Regions from separate parts of the Homo sapiens genome. Here region 1 is linked to region 2. A link is a contact called in ENCODE Hi-C data. All regions are on one chromosome and are shown on one strand. Each heading gives the region's core, a stretch centred on a gene start or an enhancer-like site at or near the end of the contact. The rest is flanking DNA. Distances are from core to core; before and after follow the strand shown. Region 1 overlaps LOC105372146 (a long non-coding RNA gene). Region 2 overlaps NEDD4L (NEDD4 like E3 ubiquitin protein ligase).

What was found. Hi-C counts contacts between places; a loop is a spot of excess contacts on that map. Pooled maps may share reads with other maps.
Region 1: a pooled map shows a loop between it and region 2 (2.7-fold over the local background). The contact joins two enhancer-like sites. A Hi-C loop is called at or near these places in 4 of 168 maps with a recorded cell type or tissue (CD4-positive, alpha-beta T cell, GM12878 and transverse colon), 25 of 37 single-sample maps with no recorded cell type and 22 of 50 pooled maps.

Annotation. Positions count from the first base shown.
Region 1 is chr18:58,764,728-58,770,369 of GRCh38, forward strand. All of the region lies in intron 1 of LOC105372146 (a long non-coding RNA gene), which reads right to left. Among named protein-coding and RNA genes, the nearest start is that of LINC01926, 46 kb to the right of the region's middle. RefSeq lists a silencer at 3,815-3,964 and an enhancer at 4,045-4,194. Within about 2 kb of position 3,869, at least 6 of the 41 ENCODE cell types and tissues checked have a DNase peak (open chromatin) inside an H3K27ac peak, as active enhancers do.
Region 2 is chr18:58,175,295-58,180,996 of GRCh38, forward strand. All of the region lies in intron 2 of NEDD4L (NEDD4 like E3 ubiquitin protein ligase), which reads left to right. Among named protein-coding and RNA genes, the nearest start is that of NEDD4L, 130 kb to the left of the region's middle. Within about 2 kb of position 2,053, at least 7 of the 41 ENCODE cell types and tissues checked have a DNase peak (open chromatin) inside an H3K27ac peak, as active enhancers do.

The DNA of each region.
Region 1 (5,642 bases), core at 2,619-5,118, 590 kb after region 2:
GGTCTTGCTATATTGCCCAGGCTGGTCTTAAACTCCTGGGCTCAAGCAATTCTCCCACCTCAGCCTCTCAAAGTGCTGGGATTATAGGTGTAAGCCACCGTGCCTAGCAGAAAAAATAATTTTAATGGTGCATTATTTTCCCATCTTGAGAGAAGAGTGAAGACTTAGCACTTGACCTGAAAGCTTAGCTCCATCCTATGCCCTCATCATTCCTGGTAATTTCAACTCCACGTTGATGACCCACACAATTCTTCTCTTGGCTCTTTGGCTTCCTCATCCACAGAGACTTCTTGTAACCCAACCATACACCACCCAAGAGATATCCTGGACCTTGTCATCACAAAAATTACACTCTTCCAAAATCATGGATTTAAATTTTGTCCTCTCTGATTACAAAGCCCTATCTTTCAGCCCACTTTCTCAAGTGCCCCTTCAATATCACAAGTCACCAGAATCAAGATGCTAACACTTGACCCCTCTTATTTCACTCAAATCTCGACTTATTTTCTTGTCTAACCAGATTCTTTGTTTCGTCTATTCGCTCTCACAAACACCAACTCCCCTGATCCATTCTTTTACTTTCAACTGGCAAAACTCCAACCCCCACCAACTTCCACACACTTCTCTCTACTTAAGCCCCTCATTCTCCTTCTCCTCCTACCCTCCCACTCCTGAGAGCCTTGCTTCACCCGTCACTGAAAAACTGAAGCCATCACAGCGTATTATTAACCCTCTTGCATCGATAGTTTTCTTTCTTCCTGTTACAATGGAGGACTTGTCACTCCTGTCTAACCCCTCCACGTAGACTCTGGGTTGCATCCCCTTTTATTTATTTTCTTTTAGAGACAGGTTCTCACTCTCTAGCCCAGGCTAGAGTACAGTGGTATAATCATAGCTCACTGCAGCCTCAACCTCCTGGGCTCAAGCAATCCTCCCACCTCAGCCTCCCGAGTAGCTGGACTATAAGCACATGTCACCATGCCCAGCTAATTTATTTTTATTTTTGTAGACAGGGTCTTGCTATGTCACCCAGGCTGGTCTCAACCTCCTGGGCTCAAGTGATCCTCCCATCTCAGCCTCCCAAAGTGCTCGGATTACAGGTGTGAGCCACCATGCCCAGCCTCTCCATCTCCTTTTTGTCTTTCCTAAATTTCATTTCTTTGGTTATCTCCCCTCTAATATGATCAATATGCCTCATTTTGACCAATTATTCTCACTGGCACACAGGCATGCTGTCAGAGCCAGCTTCGTGGGCATGAGACCTCTACAGACACACAGCACCCTGTGCCTGGTTTAATATTCTGCCGTCACTGTTTTTAAATTCTTAATAATTTTTTAACAAGGAGCCAGTCCTGCCTGCTCTAGTATCTGCCATTTTCTCTGCTTCCCCTCTCTAAACTGCCAAAACAGAGCCTAGGTGAGCCATCTCTATTTCTACTTGTATCTCTACTTTGTCACTTTTACTAATTCTGTTTTTTTAGACAGAGTCTTATTCTGTCATCCAGGTTGAAGTGCGGTGGCGCAATCACAGTGAGCTCAAGAGATCCTCCCACCTCAGCCTCCCAATTAGCTGGGACCACAAGCATGTGCCACTATGCCTGGCTAATTTTTAAATTTTTGTAGACATGGGGTCTCACTGTGTTGCCCAGGCTGGTCTCCAAATCCTAGAATCAAGGGATCCACCCACCTTGGCCTCCCAAAGTGCTGGGATTACAGGCATCAGAGCCACTGCACCCAGTCCACTTTTACTAACTCTGAAAGTGTTTCAATCCCAACACTTTTCTCCTAAAAACAAAAAACCATCCTCGTCAATGTTTCCATATGGCCTCAATTTGGTGACATTCAAAGAACCTTTTCTGAAGCCATCCCTGAAGACTCTCCTCTTGCAGTTCTCCACTTTATTCTCCAACCTGGCAGCCTGTTGCTTTCATTCCCAGCATTTTTCTCATGCAAAGTTGTATAATTGTGAACGTGTTTTTTGCCTTCTTTCACTCTAAGCTCTGTGGGCAGACATCATGTGTCCTCGTCCCTGACACAGTCCCTGACGCTCAGTGGATGTTTACTGAGTGAATAAATGAGGGAATGGATGTGCAAGAGAGTTCAAGAACTTGAAAAAAGTTCAAGGGATCAGTAATGTATACACTCAGGAAAATTTTTAAAAGCTAGAAAGATCTGATAGTAAAAGGAGAGGCAAAAAAACTGGATAACCTGGAAAGAAAATGAGCAAATAAAAAATCATTTACATTACGATACCTGGAAGGATAGGTGGGCGTTGTCAGAAGGTGGAATACTGAAGTGTAAGATTTCGAAAACACTTCTGCTAGTGTAAGTGCTGGCCAGTTCTGGGGTGGTCATGAGTGGGGGTGGATTGAGTAAATTGGAAGTGAAGGTCACTGGGATTCAGATCGAGGAACTGATCTGAGGTTGCTGGATAGGTTGCTCAAATGGCTATTCAAGTCATCAGATGAACAGGAGAAGTTGAAGTCAAAGGGAAGACGTTGCAGTGAGTACAGTGGCACGTGCCTGTAGTCCCAGCTACTAGGGAGGCTGAGGCAGGAGGATCCCTTGAGGCCAGGAGTTCGAGGCTGCAGTGAGCCATGACCACTCCTGTGAACAGCCACTGCACTCCAGCCTGGGCAACATACTGAGATACCCCACATTTTCAGTGAATAATCTTGACTAACACTTATAAAGTGCCTACTATGTGCCAGATACTATTCTAAGTGCTTTGCATATATTTATATATTCTATATACAAATAATATTAACAACAACCCTATGAAGCATATTACTGTTATCATCCCCAGTTTATAGATGAAAAATTGAGGCAAGAGAGGAAACTCTGGGGCTTGGCGAGGTGGCTCACGCCTGTAATCCCAGCACTGTGAGAGGCCAAGACAGGCAGATCATCTGAGGTCAAGAGTTCAAGACCAGTCTGGCCAACATGGTGAAACCCCATCTCTACTAAAAATACAAAAAAATTAGCCAGGCGTGGTAGTGTGCAGCTGTAATCCCAGCTACTTGGGAGGCTGAGGCAGGAGAACTGCTTGAACCTGGGAGGCGGAGGTTACAACCAGCAGAGATCGCACCACTGTACTCCAGCCTGGGCGACAGAGCAAGACTCCATCTTAAAAAAAAAAAAAAAGAGAGAGAGAGAGAGAGAGGAAACTCGGCCAAGGTCAGACAGCTAGCAAATAGTAGAGCTGGGAAAGGACTCCGGCTGTGTGGCTCCAGAGCGCAAGGCCTCTGGTCTCGACAGGAAGATGACAGACATAAGAGACCATAATGCTGGGGGTTAAAAGGTGGAAGAGAAGCAGGAACCAGATCTGAAGTCCTTTGTATTTCATGCTGAGTTTTGTAATGACCCTCTTGGCAATTGGCAGACTTTGAAGGAGGTCAGGCCAGGGCATGACAGAATCAGATTAATGTTCTGGAAAGATCTGTCTGGCTGCAGAGTCAGACGGGAATGAATGGTCTGGAGGCGGGAGGGCCCTTCAGAGCCTCTTGCAACAAAGAGGGACTGATAGTGGGCAGGCGCCTACACCTCTGCTTTGGAAAGGAAATGGGGCAGGTGGCAATGTCGGAAAAGGAGCCCAGGACGGCACAGCCTGCAGGAGCCGCAGCCGCCCCATGGGGACAGTTCGAGCTCACCCGGTCCCTAGGCAAGAGAGCACAGTCCTGGCCACCTAGCCCAGAGGGCATGATGGGCCCAGCGAGAAACCCTGGGGCCCCCGCGCGGGGACTGCTCGAAGTCCGCCCGGGGGCCTTGGGAGCTGGGTGCACCCCTTAGAGGAGCCCGGCTTCGTGGGCCCCAGCCTGGCCTTGGGTCTCCCTTCGCCTTCTGAGCTCGGGGCCGGCCGGGAGCTGGGTACCCAGCAGAGGGCAGCACAGGCTTGCGTTCGTCCCGGTCTGAGCGCCGTCTGCACCTGCCCGGGGCCCTGCAGCTGCGCAGCGCACGGAGCAGTGGTGCGCTCTCACCCACCCGCGAGCTCCCACGCACATCCAGGTCCTCCCCGTCCAGCTCGTGGCTCAATACAATACCTAGAAGGCCTGGGGGCCCTCAGGAAGACCGAGGGACAGCAGCCAGCGCGGCTGGGATGACAGCCAGACTCGGGCATGCATCAACAGGCCAGGACAAGTGGCCGGCTCCCTCCTCTCCCATGCCCATGCCTGTGATGCTGCCAAAGGGCAGAGAAATATCAAAAAGCTCCACCGAATCTCCTGGGAGGGAGGCCCCTGCCTTGAGAACAGTCAACCAGATACCCATCTGGGGCCCCTGGGGCAGGGGGCAGGGCACGGAAGCAAAAGCGTTTAGATTCTAGCGGAGTTTTGAAAACTACCCACCCAGCAGGGAAAAACAAAAAGGACTGAAATCCTGGCAGGGAGCTTCCCTGACTCTGGCCTCTCCAAACTGGATGTCAAATCATGAATAGAGGTCCCTAGGTCCCTCCTACTCTAGTTTTTTGTTTTTATAATTGCGGCTTTTTTAACTATTATTTTTAATTCTTGTAAAACATAACATTTGCCATGTTAACCATTTTTAAGTATACAGTTCTATTTTGCATTGTTCCCACTCTCGATTTTTACTGGGATTTCTCACGTACAGAATGAGACACTGAGAAACACTATAAGGAAAAGACAGACCTGGAGACTGAGGAAAGTACATTGGGAATTCTAAGGTGGGCGTGAGAGGTTTTGCAGCCGCTGTGCCTTACGAACTTTCCAGGGCACCTCTGTCCTGAGGGCTTCCACTCTGTACATCCGTCATGCCACCCTCCACGCCCTCCCCATACACAGCCCAGACAGAACCCATGGCTCATCTGGGAGTGGTCAGTGAGCACCCCAAAGGGATCCCTGCCCATATTCAGAAACGGGAACAAGGCTATTTGAAAACTTTGCAATGTTATGGCAGAAATAATCTTTGCAGGATGTAAATGAAAAGTTCCAAGCAATTACGACAAATTTTTGAGCAATTAATGCACTGGGTCTTTAGCCTTCAATGAGCTGGAAAGCTGAGCAAGACAGAACTTGAACCCCTAATAATTATAACAGCTAATACTTACAGAGCGCTATGAGCCTGGCACAGTGCTAACCATTTTACTCATTCAGGTCTTTGCAGTGGAAATGCTGCTATTATCCCTGTTTTACAGAGGAGAAAATCAAAGCCCTGAGGGCTAGCTGGCTTGCTCAAGGTCACAGGGGAAGTAAATGGTGGGGCCTGGATTTGGACCCAGGCAGACTGGCTCCAATAACATGGCTTATGATGGCACCCTTGCCTGATGCTGTGCTGGGAGCTGTATAGACTGAGCCAGTTCCCACTCTGGGAGGCTCAGAAGCTTGTGGAAGGGTGAGTCTGCTAATTTTTTTCTTGGTTTTGGTTTGAGATGGGGTCTCACACTGTCACCCAGGCTGGAGCACAGTGGTGCAATCATGGCTCACTGCAGCCTCAAACTCCCAGGGTCAAGCCATCCTCCCACCTCAGCCTCCAGAGTAGCTGGGACTACAGGTGCATGCCACCATGCTCTAGCTAATTTTAACATTTTTTGTAGAGACAGGGTTTTGCCATGTTGCCCAGGCTGGTCTCAAAATCCTGGCTTCAAGCAATCCTCCTGCCTCGACCTCCCAAAGTGCTAGGATTACAGG
Region 2 (5,702 bases), core at 803-3,302:
GGCCACTAGGGACCGTACACCTCCTGTTGTTTTCATGGGGGCTGGTTTCCCTTGCTGACACGTGGCCATGAGGTCCCTCGAGGTACAGGCCGGCATTTGGACTTGTCCTCTGCACTGTTTCTTTGTTAGCATTTAGAACTGACTTCTCCTCTTCCTCCCCCATTGAGGAGCAGCACCTTACTCTGTGCAGAGTCTGTCTGTGATCTGCAGGCTCTTTGCAGAGCTACATTTCTCTCTGGAGGCCTTGCTGAGCAGCCTCCGCTGTCTAGGGCATTGCTGAGAATCACAACATCAACACTAATGGCCCTTGGGCCAAAAAGTGTTTGTCTTAAAATCCCTGCACCAAATAGCTTGTGCAATTACTCCTGTGAGAGCCCCAGAGGATCTAACTCTTAGGCTGTTTGTTCTAGCTGTATTCCTTCCCACCCCCCAAACCGAAATGACATTAAAGGATAGTAACTCCCTCCCGCAAATATAGATAAAAACCTCTTTACTCCCTAACAACCACACAACTATTTACATTTTTGTGTTTACCTCCTAGTCTTTAAGTATATGAATGCATGCAACGTCCTTTAAAAATATGTCAATCCTAGCCTCCACACCACCCAGCCGACCAGGTTTCCCAGAGGGAAGCATTGGAAATGGCAGATGGGTAAATGCACAGAGCTGGCAAATCTCCATCCTGCGGGAGGCTTGCTGTGCAATATAGCCATCGCCACAATAATGGATCTTCCTAATGATCCGGAATCACTGAGCAAAGACTGTGCCATGTTCAGTATACACTAAGTGAGCATGCAGGGAATATATGATCAGTTTACAAACATTTCCACATAAGCTTTTTTCTCTCTCCCACTCCAGTTTTGGTAAATAAAAGAGCAAACTAGACTGCTTTCTTTCTCTCTCTCACTCTCCCCCTGTCTCCCTCCCTCTTCCTCTCTGTCCCTGTCCCTCTCTCCTGCCTCCCTCATTCACTCTGTCGTCCTCTCTCTCTCCTCCTCCTCCTTCCTTCCTTGCTTCATTTCCCCCCTCATCTCTTTCTTCCTCACCCTTTTTAAAAAGAGACAGGAGTCTTGCTCTGTTGCACAGGTTAGAGTGCAGGGGTGCAATCATAGCTCACTGTAACCTCAAACTCCTGAGCTCAAGCAGTCCTCCTGCCTCAGCCTCCCCAGTAGCTGGGAGTACAGGCACACTACCATGCCCAGCTAATTTTTAAAAATTTTTATAGAGGTGTTGTCTTGCTGTGTTGCCCAGGTGGGTCTCAAACTCCTGACCTCAAGTGACCCTCCCGCCTTGGCCTCTCAAAGTGCTGGAATTACAGGTGCAAACCACTGTGTCCAGCCAGACAGGTCACTTTTCTGTACCATTCCCTGATGTTGTGAGATTAGTGAGAGTCCCTACTGTGGAACCTTGTTCACGTTGCCCTGACTCCTGATGCATGGATATTTGCTGTTACCAAAGACACCTCTGCTTTACCAAATGTTTTGACAGAGTGGAAGGAAAACTACAAGACTTCTTGCCCTCGTTTTCTTCAGTCTAGAATGATGCTGGGGTCACTGAGTCTGTAGGGCAGAGAATCTGATGTGTTTTTTAGGAAGCGGAAGGTGTCTGACACATAGATGTTTGACAAATTTTGTTAATCTGGTCAGAGTGCAGCCTAGAAAATTAAATTAAAAAGCTGCTGAGGAGTGCTGGGGTCGCATTTTGACATAGATACAAAGGCACCAATAGGGCCAAAAGTATGAGGCCAGTCCTAGGGCTGGTGAAGTTTGGATCCCCTGCCTGACATTGTGTCCTGAGCCCCTGGCCCCTTCCTGCACCTCTCCCTGAGCCGCCGGCCCCTCCTCATTCCTTCCTCTCCTTTATCTTCCGCTGTCTTTGCCTGTGCCCCCACGCCCGTGCCCTGAATCTGGAGTCTTTGTCTTAGTGCATTCTGTTTGTCTCACTGTCTTCCTCTGTTTTCCTTTTCTTGCGGGGAGGAAGGGTAGAAAGAGTGTAAGAAGCTCAAGTATGAGGAAGGGAAGGTTGCCAACTTGAGATGAGTCAGAAATGAAAGCAGTTCTGAATGTGTAAGACAATGAGGAAAATATTTATTTAACAAAAATTGAACTACCAACCAAGCCTTCAGGAACACAGCCAGAAGGTGCTGTGTAGGGAGAGGTGTGCATTAGGATGCTGGAGCGTGGCTGCCGGCGTCCCCACCCCAGGAGGAAGGGACTCGTTTCTCTGAACCTTTTTAATGGTTCTCCCCATTGTAGACAGGACTGGCTCTCCACCCCATCCTCAGTGGGTGCAGCTTTGGGGAGGCCGTGAGGCTGGTGATCTTGGGGCCTCCTATGCATCTGTGTTATTGAAGGTAACAATGTCCCTTCTACCCAAAAGTCATGCTTTTAAAAACGCACAATCTTGAATCCATTTGGGAAACATCTTTGGAACTCCAGAATGTTGTCTTTCTCAGATATGTATTGCCAATGTTGTATTACTTCATTTGCTAAGAAACATTGTCATCGACTTTATAAAATTATTGAATAATTCTATTTGGGGGAGAAGCCTGGAAGCTAAGATTTTAAAGGTTATTTATAAGTTAAGTGAACTGGCAAATTCTTAAATGGTAAATAAAACCTTTCCTACATGCTATAGGTAGTTATCTAAATCAGGGCCTAACAAGCTTTTTTATTTATTTTCCTGTAAAAAGCCAGATACTAAGTAGTTGAGGCTTTGCAGGACTGATGGTCTCTGACATAGCACTAAAGCAGCCTTGGGCAATACATAAACAAAGGGGCATGTGTGTGAGCTGATGGTCCACGGGCTGCAGTCTGCCAACCTCTGATGTTATAAGCCATTGATTTTCTACAACATATATATTTAGAACTGGGAGTGTCAGTGTTATTTTGTCATGGTTTCCAGATTAAACTCTTTCATATTGCTGCTGGTCGGTCAATGACAGACTAATTCTGCTAGCATTGACTTTCTGGGCCAGGGAATGGGGTTCCTAGATAGTGCAGTAGCTTTTTATTTATTTTCTTTTCCATTCAAGGGTAACATGCTTAAAATACAGCGTATGAAGCTTTTGGATATCCACTGTAAATTTTAAGGTCTAAAAATGAATGCAATTGTGAAATGTTTTTGCCTTAGAGAAAACGCTCTCACTGCTTTGTGTTAATAAATGCATGAAAAATAATGATGAATTAAATGCATACAAACAGATGCAGACATAATTTAGATGAGTGTATTGCAATTAAAATATTGCCCACTTTCGCTACGGAATATTCGTTGGACTTATGACCTTAGTGTAAGTAATGTTTAATAAGGAATCTGCAATGTGTAACTCCTCCGTAAATTATTAAAAGGATTGGCATTCCTACTGTATAATATCAACACAAGGGATAGAAAATATGCCTGGATTCTTAATGAATGTGTGCTAACGTTCCTTCTGGCATAGGAATGTGTAGTAAATACACTTCAAGGGTTGTTCGCATTTTTATCCGTCATTGTTATAGGCATGTTATTGTGTGTCTCCTATTGAAGAACTGATTGATCATTGTTTTAAGCTTCTGTGACTTTTAGATGCTTAAAACTAGGCGTTCATGGTAGGAAAGTAGAGAAACATGTGGAAGAAATACTGCGTTTCAAGTTTGGGAGTGGCTGGTAGAAAAATCAAACTAGGCTAGTCTTACAGCTTTATCGCAGTTTTGTTTTTTTTCCTAGTAGGAAAATGATAGTATTGGTTGTATATTAAAACACTCTCTCTGACACTGACTTGAATCACGTGCGAGTTCATTGAGAACAGGGATTTTAACTTGGTTAGGTGATTTTAAACATTATTTAGCAAATCTGGAAAACAAAAGAGAAATTTTCAAATATCTTTCTTCCACGGTGGTGTACTGGCTCTCTGGAGTGTGATTTCATCTTCTCTTATTATTGCATATGTAGTCAAGCCATCATGTTCTTGAAGTGAGACTTCACCCACTAGTGGGGCCGTATAATTCAGGATCTTTTGTTTGTCCTTACATAGTTTCTTGGCCTGGAATGTCAAAATATCAGAAACTGTTCTTTCTCTGGAATCATCTGTCTCCGTGATGGCCTCGCCATCTGTACAGTCATCCAAGCTAGGGACCAAAGAGTCGTCCTTTACTCTCTCATCCTTCCGGCTGCTGTGTCTGGCTTTCAGTGTTTGTGTAGAGCAGGGGTCTCCAACTCCTGTGGCGTGTTAGGAAGTGGGCCGCACAGCAGGAGGTGAGCCATGGGTAGGCGGGCAAAACTTCCTCTATTTACAGCTGCTCCCCATCATTCGCATTGCTGCCTGAGCTCCGCTGCCTCTCGGATCAGCCACCAGCATTAGATTCTCATAGGACCATGAACCCTATTGTGGAACTTTGCATGTGAGGGATCTAGGTTGCACACTCCTTATGAGAATCTAACGCCTGATGATCCGTCACTGTCCCCCATCACCCCTAGATGGGACCATCTAGTTGCAGGAAAACAAGCTCGGGGCTCCTACTGATTCTATATTATGAAGAGTTGTATAATTATTTCATCATCTATTACAATGTAATAATAATAGAAATAAAGTGCACCATAAATGTAATGCCCTTGAATCATCTCCAAACCATCCACCCCACTCCTCCAACCCCCAAACCAGCCTGGAGAAAAATTGTCTTCCACAAAACCAGTCCCTGGTGCCAAAAAAGTTGGGGACCGTTGGTGTAGAGGACTCCTCAAGCAGCGTCCATATCTGCCCTATTCTCTCTATTCCTCCACCTAGGTATAGAATTCTATCTCTAAGACACAGACAGACCATGTTCCTGCCTGGGCAAACACTTCGGTGACTGTGCATTGCCCTGGGTGAACGGGGGCACAGAGGTCTTTGTGACGCCCTGCAACGCATCCCTCTCCGAGCCGCGGTGCGCTCTTCCTCCTCTGTGCCTTGCCGGTGCCCAGAACCACCCCCTTCTCCCTCTTTGCACAAGTGCCTTGCTCTCTCCTTTCTCAGGCCAGTGCTGCTGATCTGTCTGTGTGACCCGGGTGCACAGTCCTTGGCTCTGTGCCTGGCCCTGTGCAGGTCTCTGTGGTGGCACTTAGCACATGGCGCTAAGATTCTCCCTGATAGGCCTTCAGCGCCGCAAGGGCCAGCACCGAGTCCTGCACATCCTGCTCTAGTCCCACATCGGCCCAGGGGCGTTGAGCTGAGGACAGCTCCCTACCCCCTTTCTGTGCTTGGCCGACTCCAGCGCCCGTTCTTCTGCCCCTCCTTGGCTCTGCCTCCCCACCCCTTGGCTGAATCTCTCCTCCTTTCGTGCTTGTTCTCCAGGTGACTTATTCAGGTCCATATTTTCATTACCCTTGCATTTCATTAATTTTCTCATTTATTTTATTCTGTAGGTTTAGGACATTCTTTAAAACATGCAGGTTCTGAATTTTAATAATATAAAAGTCCTCTGTGAGTGCCCATCACATTGCTTTTCTGTCCTCCCTACATTAAAGTTAGCACTGATGCCTTTATGTTTAAGGAAAGCCTCCTGCAGAGGGGCTCTGCCCATGTAAGTTCATTAGAAGGCAGGTGTACAGCCTCTGTCACCTGAAGACCTCTTAACTGTCTATTCCTTCTCTGGTCTATCGAGGTGTATTGGGGGGGTTACAGCACCCTCTGGTGGCCATATTGTCAGGTGCATTTTTGTTCTAGCCAAATAAAATGATAACACAAA